4 separate regions of the Homo sapiens genome follow, and all the other regions are linked to region 3. Evidence: chromatin contacts called from ENCODE Hi-C or POLR2A ChIA-PET data. All regions are on one chromosome and are shown on one strand. The core of a region is the stretch at or near the end of the contact, and the rest is flanking DNA. Distances in the headings are between cores, read along the strand shown. Region 1 has its middle 45 kb from the start of TSPAN13. Region 2 overlaps LINC02889 (long intergenic non-protein coding RNA 2889). Region 3 overlaps LOC124901595 (a long non-coding RNA gene). Region 4 overlaps LINC02888 (long intergenic non-protein coding RNA 2888).

The links. A loop is a pair of places that touch in the nucleus more often than their neighbours do. ChIA-PET counts read pairs that join two places held with the same protein, here RNA polymerase II (POLR2A). Pooled maps may share reads with other maps.
Region 1: a loop to region 3 is called in a map of A673, with 31 times the contacts of the local background. The contact joins two enhancer-like sites. A Hi-C loop is called at or near these places in 1 of 168 maps with a recorded cell type or tissue (A673). POLR2A ChIA-PET finds 5 or more read pairs at or near these places in 1 of 52 experiments (A673).
Region 2: a loop to region 3 is called in a map of endothelial cell of umbilical vein, with 5 times the contacts of the local background. The contact joins two enhancer-like sites. A Hi-C loop is called at or near these places in 2 of 168 maps with a recorded cell type or tissue (PC-9 and endothelial cell of umbilical vein) and 1 of 50 pooled maps.
Region 4: a loop to region 3 is called in a map of endothelial cell of umbilical vein, with 2.9 times the contacts of the local background. The contact joins two enhancer-like sites. A Hi-C loop is called at or near these places in 1 of 168 maps with a recorded cell type or tissue (endothelial cell of umbilical vein) and 1 of 50 pooled maps. POLR2A ChIA-PET finds 5 or more read pairs at or near these places in 1 of 52 experiments (activated CD4-positive, alpha-beta T cell).

What each region holds. Positions count from the first base shown.
Region 1 is chr7:16,707,425-16,710,542 of GRCh38, forward strand. No RefSeq gene overlaps it. Among named protein-coding and RNA genes, the nearest start is that of TSPAN13, 45 kb to the right of the region's middle. Within about 2 kb of position 1,792, at least 2 of the 41 ENCODE cell types and tissues checked have a DNase peak (open chromatin) inside an H3K27ac peak, as active enhancers do; they include A673, where a contact is called at or near this core.
Region 2 is chr7:17,519,999-17,523,306 of GRCh38, forward strand. All of the region lies in intron 1 of LINC02889 (long intergenic non-protein coding RNA 2889), which reads right to left. Among named protein-coding and RNA genes, the nearest start is that of LINC02889, 37 kb to the right of the region's middle. Within about 2 kb of position 1,598, at least 3 of the 41 ENCODE cell types and tissues checked have a DNase peak (open chromatin) inside an H3K27ac peak, as active enhancers do; they include endothelial cell of umbilical vein, where a contact is called at or near this core.
Region 3 is chr7:17,039,838-17,043,078 of GRCh38, forward strand. It overlaps LOC124901595 (a long non-coding RNA gene), which reads right to left. Exons shown (of 4, transcript XR_007060239.1): 1 at 1-3,241. Among named protein-coding and RNA genes, the nearest start is that of AGR3, 160 kb to the left of the region's middle. Within about 2 kb of position 1,639, at least 5 of the 41 ENCODE cell types and tissues checked have a DNase peak (open chromatin) inside an H3K27ac peak, as active enhancers do; they include A673 and endothelial cell of umbilical vein, where a contact is called at or near this core.
Region 4 is chr7:17,442,974-17,446,180 of GRCh38, forward strand. All of the region lies in intron 1 of LINC02888 (long intergenic non-protein coding RNA 2888), which reads left to right. The region is part of intron 4 of LOC105375172 (a long non-coding RNA gene); the gene reads right to left. Among named protein-coding and RNA genes, the nearest start is that of LINC02888, 70 kb to the left of the region's middle. Within about 2 kb of position 1,883, at least 2 of the 41 ENCODE cell types and tissues checked have a DNase peak (open chromatin) inside an H3K27ac peak, as active enhancers do; they include endothelial cell of umbilical vein, where a contact is called at or near this core.

The DNA.
Region 1 (3,118 bases), core at 542-3,041, 330 kb before region 3:
ATAAGTAAAAGGAAAATTGTCATTGTTGTATCATCATCCTGTATCTAAAGAGGGTTTTCTGATTTCCTGTTTGTCTTCAGAAAAGAAAAAATATTTTCCATATGACTCGACCACTATTTATGTTCATAAAATGATAGATCATTTTCTCTTTTTTTGAGAGGGGCTCGTGCCCTCTGTGGTCCAGGCTGAAGTGCAGTGGCATGATCACAGCTCATGGCAGCCTCAACCTCCCAGCCAGGCTCAAGCAATCCTTCTACTTCAGCCTGTCAAGTAGCTGGGACTACAGGCACATGCCACCACAGCCAGCTAATTTTTAAATTTTTTGTAGTAATGGGGTTTCACCATGTTGCCCAGGCTGGTCTTGAACTCCTGAGCTCAAGCACCCTGCCCACCTCAGCCTCCCAAAGTGCTAGGATTACAGGTGTGAGCCACTGTACTGGACCAGTCTTCCTATCTTTTAAATATTTGATAAATGTCTTTCTTTCTGCCTAGTTAGAGCACTGTCAAGTTCTCTGCCCCAGCGATGGACAGAGTAATATCTGTTTAAATAGATCTTTTTTTGTTGTTTTTTTGAGATGGAGTCTCGCTCTGTTGTCCAGGCTGGAGTGCAGTGGCATGATACTGGCTCACTGCAACCTCCGCCTCCCGGGTTCAAGCGATTCTCCTGCCTCAGCCTCCGGAGTAGCTGGGATACAGGCGTGAACCACTACACCCAGCTAATTTTTGTGTTTTTAGTAGAGACGGAGATTTCACCATGTTGGCCAGGCTGGTCTCGAACTCCTGACCTCAGGTGATCCACCCGCCTCAGCCTCCCAAAGTGCTGAGATTACAGACGCAAGTCACTGCTCCTGCCCCCTTCCATATATCTAAAAATTGTAATTTTGAAGATAAATAATAATTATACCATGAGTGTCTATTAATGTGTTTATTTGAATTGAAAAAATGCAAAATTTTAACTGAAAAATAAACTTGGCCAACTAAGTTGACACATCCTGACTGCCAGTTAGGATACATGGCCAGCATATTCTATAAACTGAATAAGTTAAATATGCATCTCTAATATACTGACAAAATTTAAAGATAAAATATTGAAAACATGCTACAAATGTTATGTCAACTTTTATGTGTTTTTATATGTCAATGTGTAAGAGAGTTATTGCTCCACTTCAGCAGAATATGAGTAAAAAATGTGAGCCAACAACTTTGTTGGCTCCAGCATTTCCAAGGTAACCAAAAAGCACAGTTATCCAAGGGCTTAGAATGGAACCAACATGGAACTAGAAGTCTATGGAATACTACTTAACGTTTTCCAGCGCAGAGTATTTTTCCCAAACAAAACTTGAAGTAGTGATTGTAAGGTCGGCACGCATGGGGAGGGGAGAGGAATGCTCAAACAGCAGGGACTCAGTAATGAATCTTCAAACCAAAAGCCCTGTCTTTCTCTGAAAGACAATTTCCTGTTTTTTGTTTGTTTCTTTGTTTGTTTTTAAATAAAACCAGTTTCTATTTTAAAAGTAGTTAAATTAGTTATCCATTGCCATAGAACAAATTACCCTAACATTTGGCCATTTGGCAGCTTTAAACAATAAACATATGTGATGCCACAGCTTCTGTGGGTCTGGAATCTGGAATCTGGGACTGGCTTGCTGGGTGGCTTCAGCTCAGCCTCATGAGGTTGCCGTCAGGCCATGGGCTGGAGTCGCTGTCTTCCCAGGGCTGTAGAATCTGCTTTCAGGGTGACTCACAAGGTTGTTGGTGGACCTCAGTTCTTGCTGACTTTTAGCCAGAACCTCAACTCAACTGCCTGAGTGACCTCATGACATAATAGCTGGCTTCCTCCAGACTGAGTAATCTGAGAGACAAGGAGCCCAAGAAGGAAGTCACCTTTAATAACCTAATATGGGAAGTGACATAACATCACTTCTACTATATTCTATTGGTCACGTAGACCAGCCCTGTATAATGTATATGAGAACTGAGTGAGAGCATGAATACCAGTACATCAGGATAATTTCAGGCCAACTTGGAGACTGGCTACCACAGTAGTACATACACAAAAATAATATCTGATAAATTAAAAATGTTCACCTTGCCAGGCATGGTGGCTCACACCTGTAATCCCAACACTTTGGGTGGCCCAGGAGGCTGGAGGAGCCCTTGATCCCTTGAGCCCAACACCAGCCTAGGCAACACAATGAGACCCCATATCTACAAAAGTTAAACAAACAAACTGGGCATGGTGGCACCACCTGTGGTTCCAGCTACTCTCGAGCCTGGGGCAGGAGGATTTGCTTGAGACCTGGAGGTTGAGGCTGCAATAAGGTGTGATCATGCTATGCACTCCAGCCTGGGTGACAGAGTGAGACCTTGTCTTAAAAAAATTAAAAATTAAAATTTTCACCTAATGGTAAAACAATGAAAGCCCTAAAAAAACAGAGAAATGTCTTTATAGCCTTCACATAGAGAAAACAAGACACAAAAGCAAAAAAAAAAAAAAAGCTCTGAATATAGAAAGTTTAAAATGTGTCTATACTGAAAGGCATATGAATGAGAAACACCAAATGCATACGGGATCAGTAGAGTTTCAACAGATGGATAAAAATAAAAGTTAATAAAATATAAACAGCTTCTATAAATAAGAAAAAATAAAGAATTTAACTGAAAATATACAGAGTATGATGAGTCAATTCAAATGGATAATTAAAATGAAAAGATGCTCAACCTTACTGTTAATTGGAGATGTACAACTTAAAATAATAAAGTCAGAAAAAATTACTAAAATCAATAACGTTAGTTGTATGAAAAGTGAGTTATTTTCACATATGGCCTTTACAGTTACAATCTGGCAATAAACATCAAGATTTTAAAAATGCATGTCCATTGATCCAGCACTCCATTTCTAGAAATCATTCCACAGTTGTACCCAAAGACCTATGTGCACTGATCACTGTATTAGTGACAGGCTGGTAGATGTAAAATGTGTATAAGAAAAAAGCCACTTGGCCGGGCATGGTGGCTCACACCTGTGATCCCAGCACTTTGGGAGGCCAAGGCAGGTCGATCACCTGAGGTCAGGAGTTTGAGACCAGCCTGGCGAGCCAAGATTGTGCCATTGCAC
Region 2 (3,308 bases), core at 348-2,847, 480 kb after region 3:
CCACACTCTACCTCAGTCTTATATCTTCCATCTGGTGAAGGGTCCAAGAATTACGGAACTGATGAATTCTACATTTAGGATCTGTCTTGTGAAATTCATCTCTATTTTTTCTTGGTATCTTGCTCAAAATTCAATTTTAACATTCTGTTTCAAGAGGTCAGCATAAATAATGTCAAAGAGAAGGAAATCCCATATATATGTATATATATTTTCTGTTTGGGAGGACTACCAAAAATAAGCTCAAATGAGAGAATACATCAATCTTGTATTTTGTGGTTATAGTTGTTATTGTTGGGTTGTTTTTGTTTCTTTTTATGGCAAAGGTAGTCAAGTTCATGGGTTAAAACTCATTTAATTTGGAAAGAAGAAAACTACACTAACTGGACACCACCCTGTGCTAGGCCCTGTGCTAGGCTGGGCAGCACTTCTTATACTTAATGTGCAAAGGAAGCCCCTGGGGGGGTCCATGTTAAAATGCTGATTTTCATTAGGTCTAGGTAGAGCTGATATTTTTATTTCTAACAAGTTCATAGGTAATGCCCATGCTGCTAGTTTGGAACTTCTTTGAATAACAACGGGCTAGAGAATATATATATACACATGCACACACATACATACATATACATATATAAACATATGCACATGTATATTTACACATGAAGATTCAAGAAAAAATTAAAACAATTCCATGAGATAGATGTTTATCATTATCTGTATTTCACCAATACAAAAACTGCAAATGAATGAGGTTGACTTGCCCAACCACATAGATAAATGGCAGAGGGGATTCAAAACCACATTTCTCTTCCCTTTTTTCATTAGTTGACATAGCATCCAGAAGTTGTTACTGTTTTTAAACTATAAACTGTAATCAGGTTAAAAAAATAAGTAACAATGTTGAATTTCTTTTTCTCATAATGTGATTGACCTCCCCATTTTAGTAACTGTTCAGATTCTCCTATTTCATGTCCCTGAGTTTTAATGGATTTAATCAAAACTATTTTCAAATACTAGTTGCTAGTACATATAGTCTACCCACGAAATATCTTCTAGATGCTTGGTCCATGACTAAATGGCACAAGTGCCTGTATTAAGAGAGGTATTTTGTACTCTGCAATGATGTATCTGACCATTCATGTTCTCTCATTATACTAGCTAGTCTTCAGGCTTTTTCATTATGCTATTTAGTGAGGAGATGTTCTAAAACCTTTACTGACTCTCTTCATCTCCTTCACTTATAATGAATTTGTACAGAATGCTACAGCCAAGGAACACAAAAGCTGAGCCCCAAGAAAAAAAAAAGTGATTAATGTGGACTTTCCCTAAACAGATGGTATTAACAACCTCAGCCTGCAAATTTCAATTTTAAAAGATAACAGTCTAAGTCCCTGATAGCTCACAAAGTACCTTGGTTACATATAATTTGTTTGTACAAAATTGAAGATTATTAGTTAAATAATGATTCTTTTAATCTTAGCATTTACACAAGTATTTTTTTCAATTGTTGTCATTGCTACATAGACTCAATCCCTTGGTCTTTTCCTTTAAGCTTTTTAAAAACTAAATGAAGGAAGGAAGACAGAGGACGTGAGTCACATGCTAACAAAAATAACAAAACAGTGTTGGCCACAGATAATTTCCTGAAACCGGTATGAGAAGGAATAAGCTATGTGAAAGAAAAACATTGGCAAGCCATTTTGTGAAACAGTAAAATTTCCAAATATAATTGAAAAGAGAAAAATCTTCCCAAGCAAAATACCCATTTCCAAGCCTAAGGCAACAAATAAACAAATGAAGGGTGGGGAAAGTTCAGCCTTAATATTAAAAAAAAAAAAAATTCAACTTTGTTTTCTAGATATCTGATATGATTGAGGAGCTGTTTTAAGAAAAACAAAGAAACATGTCAGTAAAATTTCCTTTTGTTATATATATATTATGATATCTATATGAGAGATTTAATAAAGTGTTAAGGTATGCTGGGTTCATTGAGTTTTAGCTTTGGAAACATCTCCTTGGATAAATGGAGTTTAATAATCGGAACTCTATGTAATATATCAAGAGACCCAAAACAAACACACAGAACATTTGATTAGCTCAACAGCTGCTAAAAATCATTTTGATAAAAGTCAGCCCCATTTCTGATTTAAAATTTTTGTTAGCATCAGGATGAAAAAGGATGTTATTTATATGCAAAAACATTAATCTACCTAAAACAGCTATTTGCTTGCTTAAGAGAGGAACTGTTAGGCAGCCCATACATTAAAATCTGGAATAGACAAAGGATGCTCATAATCCCAGTATTTTGAATTTTTCTAGGATTTTCAACTATTATCAAAATATAAAGGAAAAAGAATTTTGCTAGTCTACCTAGAAAATTCAAGATAATCAATTGAAAAGTTATTAGACTACATAAGAAATTTCAGTAAATCAGATAGACACCAGATAAAATCAAAAGAGCAATCACTCTTTGGCATGTCAGCAATAGCTGGTTAAAATATAAGATAGAACAAAAATAGTAGACAAGGACGACAAATATATAGAAATAGTCTTTTTAAACAAATGAGCAAGAACCATGAACGTCCTTTCTGAGTTATTCATTTAAACAACATGAACAAATGGTGAAATTTTCCCTGTTCATGGATGAGGAAATCGACTATTATTAAATGTTAGATCTTTTCAAATTTATAATTGTGAAGCAATTACACCAAAATGTCAAGGGGGCTTCTTTTGAAATATTTCTAGATTTAATGTGAAAGAATAAATGATGAAGAGTTAAGAGCATTTTGAAAAGGAAGAGTAATGGGAGAAGAGAGTTTAGCACTACGAAATATTAACATGTTATGAAGCTCTAACGAGGTGAAGAGCACGGTACTGTCAAATACGTAAGAATCAAGAAAGTAATAAATGAGGCCTTCCAAATGAATGAGAAGGAGATTTGTTTGAGAAACAGTTCCGAACAATTCCAAAATAATGATAGTAAAATGTAAAAAAACACCAAATATTATAACATAAAAAATAAAATTAAATAAGCAAATTTGTCACTCACAGAAGAAAAAGAAAAGCATAATAAGCTCAAAAACAAAGGAACAGATTACTAGATTTAAAGATCTAAAATTTTTTATTTCTGCCCATCGTAAAACCTCAGAAACCTAAATAGTAAAAACAAGCTGGATAAAATATATACAAGATAATTCAACTAAGAGCATGAACTGAACATTCAGAAAAATAAAAATACATATGGCTAACACAAATAATGTTCACCTTTAATAATCAAAGATATAGTAAAATTTAAAGAAAATGGCATACTT
Region 3 (3,241 bases), core at 389-2,888:
GCTATATTCACTTCCTTCCTTCTTTGTTTTACTTCCTTATTCTTTCACTGTTCTTCCTGGGATCACTGCCTAGATAAACCATTTGCATTTGGATTATTGTCTCAGAGTCTGCTAACCCAAACTAAGAAAACCACCTGATTTTTTCTACCTAATATACAGAAATATACTTAACTTATCCAAGTTAAAATAGATTTTTTAAAAAAATTTTTGGGCACATAGTAGGTATATATATTTATGGGGTACCTGAGATGTTTTGATAACAGGCATGCAATGTGAAATAAAGTAGATTTTAAGAGATTGTGTAAAGAGTTCTTGTCATGTTTTGTCTCTAGTGAGACTAGTATTTTGGGGAGTGTAATGGAATTGGGGAAAATATCTTGGAAAGATGTGGCAGTTATAGGACTTGATGGCTATTGACCAGGAGAATCTAATTTTCAACAACATTCCAAGGTGGGCACACCTATGGCACTTACTGTATGCTGGTGCTGTACTGTGTTCTTGCTGTGTGTATGGTAGTGTGTGAGTGTGTGTGTGTGTGTTTGTCTGTGTGATATGATGATGTGCTATGTTTGGACTATGTTTCTGGTCCAGAAAATTTGAGAAAAGTTTAGCACAATGAAGCCAGGAAAGTTTTATCACGCAGGTGACATCAAAATGTGCCTCTTAATGTTTATATTACACACAGTAAGCATTTAGATCACACTTTAAAGTTCACGTTGAAATTGAGGCCAGAATATTTGAGATTAAAATTCATAAGACCTTCCTCTTCTAAGATGTATATTCTTATGTGTTCATCTTCAAAGGAGACCCTATAATTTTACTTCAAACAAATACAGTGATTTAACTTAAAAAGCTGGGATAACGAGTGGTTAATAGGTTTTAGGAATTGTTTAAATATTTTTTATTGTGAATCCGTGTGCTTTAGAAACGTTTGCTCCAAGAACTCTTTCCTTAAAGAGAAGAGGAAAGCATTTGGAAAGCATTTAGGTGGTCTGAAGGACTTCTGGTAATAGTTACTGATACAGGTTGAAGCCGTATTTCCAAGCAAACTATTATAACGATTTGGCAATTGACCAGAAGATAAGAAACCTCTGGTTCATTCTAATTCTTCTATTTCCTGGAATTTCAAGACTCATTCCTTCTAATTCCACTCCAGGAAGTAGAATGATATTTTTAAAACTATCAATAATCCAAATTACCATGAAGAATCCCATTTTTAAAAGCAATTCCTTTCTCTAAACTAAGGAATCTGTTTCTTCATTTTTTTTTTCACTAAAATAAATTTTGGTCATTCCTTCTGATTTCACTGTTAAAGAACTAGCTATGAAATTTGCACAATTTCATACAAAATAAATTTAACAGCAGTAACATAAAAAAGTTATTTTTCCTACCTACATAAACAATTGTAGTTATATTCTTACATGATGTTGATCATAAGAGATAAGAACTAAAAAAAACCAAAACTAACTGGAACAAAAGATTTGATTAGAAATGACAGTTGTTTGAGGGTTTATTTTTGTAGGACAAAAGCTAGCATTTAATTGTTTATTTTACAGTTAGGGAGTTTACATTATGGAGGTATTCATATCTCCATTTCTTTCGTTGTGCTGTGACACACTTCCTGAATATTTCAAACCACTTTGTTTTGCAAGACTACTTTGCATTCTGAAGAGGTTTCCTGCTTAATTTAGTTCCGTCAACTGATTGCCATGGAAACTCTTGATATCCTTTCCTCTTCCTGGAATGAGACACTGGCTCTGTTTCAAATAGATCTTTTGGCACAGAAATAGAGTATGTTTCATAGAGCAAAATGTGCTGTCAATAAAAGAGGGTCCTTCAGAGGGATCTACTGAATGGACAGGAGCCACAAATACACACATCACTACTGAACAGAAAGGTAGTTGAACAATTAAAACCAGGTAGCAGCATAGTTCAAATCAAAACAAAGTGATGCCTAACCGACTTTTTAATTTTATTCACAAGTAAGTTGAAATCAATGCTTTACTGCATGCCAACTGAGCAAAATCAAAACAGAACAACCAATGATATATTACCCTAAAATTTTATGAGACTGAATCAATCTGAATTTCTCAAGGGCATCTCAAAGCAGATTAAATTGGTGAATGTGAACAGTTGTGCTGGAAAAATAATTTCTATAATTAACTATAACACAAAGATCTACCATTTTTCTTGCCATGGATTTTATTTTAAAAGTACATTTCTCAAGCAATAGTGACTGTAATAAATACATTGGGTCATCCTATTAAGCCCTCCACTTTGAAATGAGGATCATATTCTGGGTTTATTCTACTTATATTTAACAATTTTTAAATATGGAATTTGGAAAGTTAGAGCCAGTTACAATCATGAAAAAGAGAAGAATGATTATGTTTACAGTGTATTTACTACTTTACTTTGTGTATGGATCGCTGAGAAAAAAACTTCAATTGCATGACTATATATGCATGTGTGTTTACAACTGTTGTGGATGACCGTGTGTGTGTTTATGTATTGCATACAGACAGGTAGTTGTCAAAAGTACAGATTAATAGAAAAAGAAGTAGGTGTATATTGGGAGAAAGAGGAAATTCCTTTCTGATGACTCTCTGTAAATTCAAATATATGATAGCATCTTTAAAGTTAGAGTATCATGTGTTAATCTGTTATTTTTCATAATATTCAGGTTTTGCATATCCTTTGGAAAAAATGAGTGGAAGACAGCTATCTCCACCCAAACTTGTAGAGAGCTGTTTTCCTAAGACATTAAAAGTGAGAAGAGGCAAAATTTTGCTTCCTTGTAAACCTTGAATTTAGCAGCAGACACATAATGGTTTCTTTTGATGGCTTGAAGTTTGTCTATATAAAAATCATTGGTTATGATTTTGTTTTTTCTGATTGAGGTGGTAGGCACACATTATTTACTTTTCCCACAGTCAATTTACATCAAGAAAATATGTTGCCCTACAAAGTTTATTTACAATGAAAATTCACGTGCATGGAGAGTACTTCCTAAAAGGAATGCATATTTAGCAAATCTGGAAAAAATAATAAAATAATTGTATAAATTCTAAATATTATAGGTAAGAGATTTTAAAACTCAGTTTATTATTTTTTGGGTCCACTTTGATTATCTAAATTAGAAAAGTATATGGTACCTTCAAATTAGCTACAGCCTTAGCTGATTTGTCAAAATGTATTATAGCAACTCTGTTTTAATATCTCACCATGACAAAGCAGTAAA
Region 4 (3,207 bases), core at 633-3,132, 400 kb after region 3:
TATTTTTTTTAACATATTTGGGATTTCAAAAGTTTGGGAGAGTATATATTTTATATATACACACACATACAGAAAATATATATATATAGAATATAATATATTCTAATCCCAAATATTTAAATGCTTTGCCTATCTTGCATGAGCAAAGGGATAAAAATGCCTTCTCTTTGGAGTCCTAGAGACCATGTCTCCAACTTTCATGTCCTGATGGGATGATGTCCTTCCACTCCTGTAAGAACCCTAGCTCTGGCACAACCTCAGCTGTGTATGCTTCCCTCCGTTTCTTTGAAATTTTGGCTTTCACACAGATCCCTGTAAACTTCAAAGGAAAAGGACAATCTTCCTACTTAACCAACTATTTGTCCATCTGTCCATCCTATGCCTGCCTTCTTTCTCCTCTTTGTTTTCCATCAACATGACCATACATTGAACACCTACAATATGCCAAGCGTTGCACTAGGTGTTTACAACATGCAGTCTGTTTTCCATGCTATCATCTTAAATACTCTTATTTAGCCCTCTCTCCTGAGGAGTACTGCCTTTAGTTTCCATGTCATTAGAAGCCTTTCTCTACCTCATCAAGCTCATCATACCCCAGAGTAAGATGGAGGTGAAAGAGTGTGGCATAGTAGAAAGAGCATGAACTCTGAGAGAATTATCCTTAGGCTTAAGCCTTGGCTTCTCTATTTCCTACCCATGTGTCCTTGGATGAGTTATTACTCTCTTTCAGCCTCAGTTTTCTCATCTACTATCTATCTGAGGGTAACAATACTTCAGAGCTGCTAGAGGAATTCAATGAAATAACATGTAAATTTCCTTAAAATATGCCCACAGCATGGGAAGCATTTAATGAATAGTAGCAATTCTAATATCTAAGTGATAGCTGCCAATTCATTAGATATGGGCATGTTCAGAATGGTCCATTGACTTATACTTGCCCCATTATGTATATATGAGGACAATAAAAAGTTGCCCAGTTGATTTTTTATTGCCCTCTTATATGTACATGCATTATGTAGACAGCCTGCTCAATGGGTATTTATTATAATAATGAAGTACACAGTCTAATGTTTCTCTTCATTTGTATAAGCTTTAAGAAAGCCCTGTTTTTTCAGCTTTTTTGGTACATAAATTCATGGCAGTTTGGTTATAATCCCCATCGTTTTGTTTGATTTTCCCTGCATTTCTTAAATTAAGAAATATCCATATATTGAGATTAGCTGTAACTAACTCATGGTGTTCCTTCCTTTTGCCATTTCCTCCCTTTCCATCTTCTTGTAATTTAAACTTTCCACATCCTAGAGTGAGAAATATGAGTCCCCAGTTTTTCCACAGCTTCAATAAGCAGGCTGGAAAATGTTTTAATGGACTGCTAGAACCAATGACTATTAGTGGCTTTCCCCCATCTTCCTGAAGGTTTTCCTGTCCAACCCTTCTCTCCCTTTCATGTCCTCCACATCTTATCAGTTGTAATGAATTGAACCCGTAGTAGCAGCGCTAGAAGAGCTGTTTCTTAGTTTAAATGGTAGTCATACTATTTTGCAACTAAAATTAATTTTATACTCTTTTAATGAATTCTTTATTTTCCTGTTCTGTTTATTTTGAAATGAAAACTCCTAAAATATTTTTCTCTGTACACCTAGTTGTACCCAGAGGAGACAAGAGATCTAGAAATATCCTTAATGCGTACCTGAATATTCTTTCTATCCCAATATGTACCCAGTTTTTAAAACATTTTTCCCATATGTAAGTGTTATTCAAAAGTTTTCCTAGAAAAGTCATATTCTGGGCATGCTATGTTTTTGCTGAAGTGTCTAGGCTTTGTTTTTGTCCTGTCGGGGATATGACTTGTGAGTTTTCCTTTATCTGTGAGAGAAAGTTGACCTTTTGTGCTAATTCCATTTCCTGGTGAGTCAGCCTTCTTTCTTTTGGGCTTGCCTATTGCTCAGTGCCAACTCTTACATTCCACTAATTCAGCACCTGTCCCTTCTTAAACAGGTTGTTCAAACCCCCATGCTAGCCCCATCTTTGACCCAGTGACTTCTTTGGGTGGCCAGTTATTTAATTTTTCAAAGCCTCTGTTTTGACATGTGAAAAAAAATAAAAATAACATTATCCTAGCAGGGCATATTAAATAATGCAAATGAGGGTAGCTACCAATGATAAATTTTACTAGGAAGGAGGTAATGCTGAAATAATGAGAATTTATCTTATCATAAAAATTTAACTTGTGGGCAGCTCCAAATAAGTAGCAATTTCCCTTTTCTTACTATTTTCCTCCAGGAATTTGGGCTGAAATTATTCAGGATCCATTTTCCTTCACGTATTTCCATTTCAAAAATGGTAGAATGGAAAGGAATAGAAGTAAATTTGAAGGATTTTCAAAGCTTACTTAGGAGTTTGGCATGGAGAGGGGAAAGCTGTCACAGCTATTGATGAATTTATTCAGTAACTACTGAGTGCCTACTCAGTGCTGCATCACTGTTTCTATATGGAAAGGAACTATCCCTCTGGGACAGTGTTTCCTTAGTGGGGTTAGCAGTCCAAGGAGCAAAGCATATGTGTGTTTCTATAAGCAATGGAAAAAGGATACTCCAAGAATCCTATATATGTAGCTGTTTGCTGATTCCAAGAGGGCAGCTAAGACTTTTTGGAAATAGGAATAGGAATCAACCTAGCACAATGCTTTGCATGTTGTAGGTGTTCAATATGTGGTCATATTGAGGGAAAAAAAGGAGAAAGAAGACAGGCATAGGATGGACAGATGGACAGATGATTAGTTAAGTAGGAAGATTCTCCCTTAAAGATATGTCTCTACTCTGCCAATCTTTGTTAAAAAAAGAAAAAAAGAAAAGAAGATATTTAAAAGTAGAGAGTTTATATGAAGTCTAATTAGAAGGTCTTGTTACACTCTGAAAGAGTGCCAGAATATCAGAATATGAACCACAAGATCATTATTTTCTTTTTCTTAACTTTTTTTTTTTCGTTTTTGTTTTTCTTTTTCTTTTTCTTTTTTTTTTGAGATGGAGTCTTGCATTGTTGCCCAGGCTGGAGTGCAGTGGTGCAATCTTGGCTCACTGCAACCTCCACCTCCCAGGTTCAAGAAATTCTCCTGCCTCAGCCTCCCTAGTAGCTTGGATTACAGGTGCAACCACCATGCCCAGTTAATTTTTGTATTCTTAGTAGAGATAAGGTTTCACCATGGTG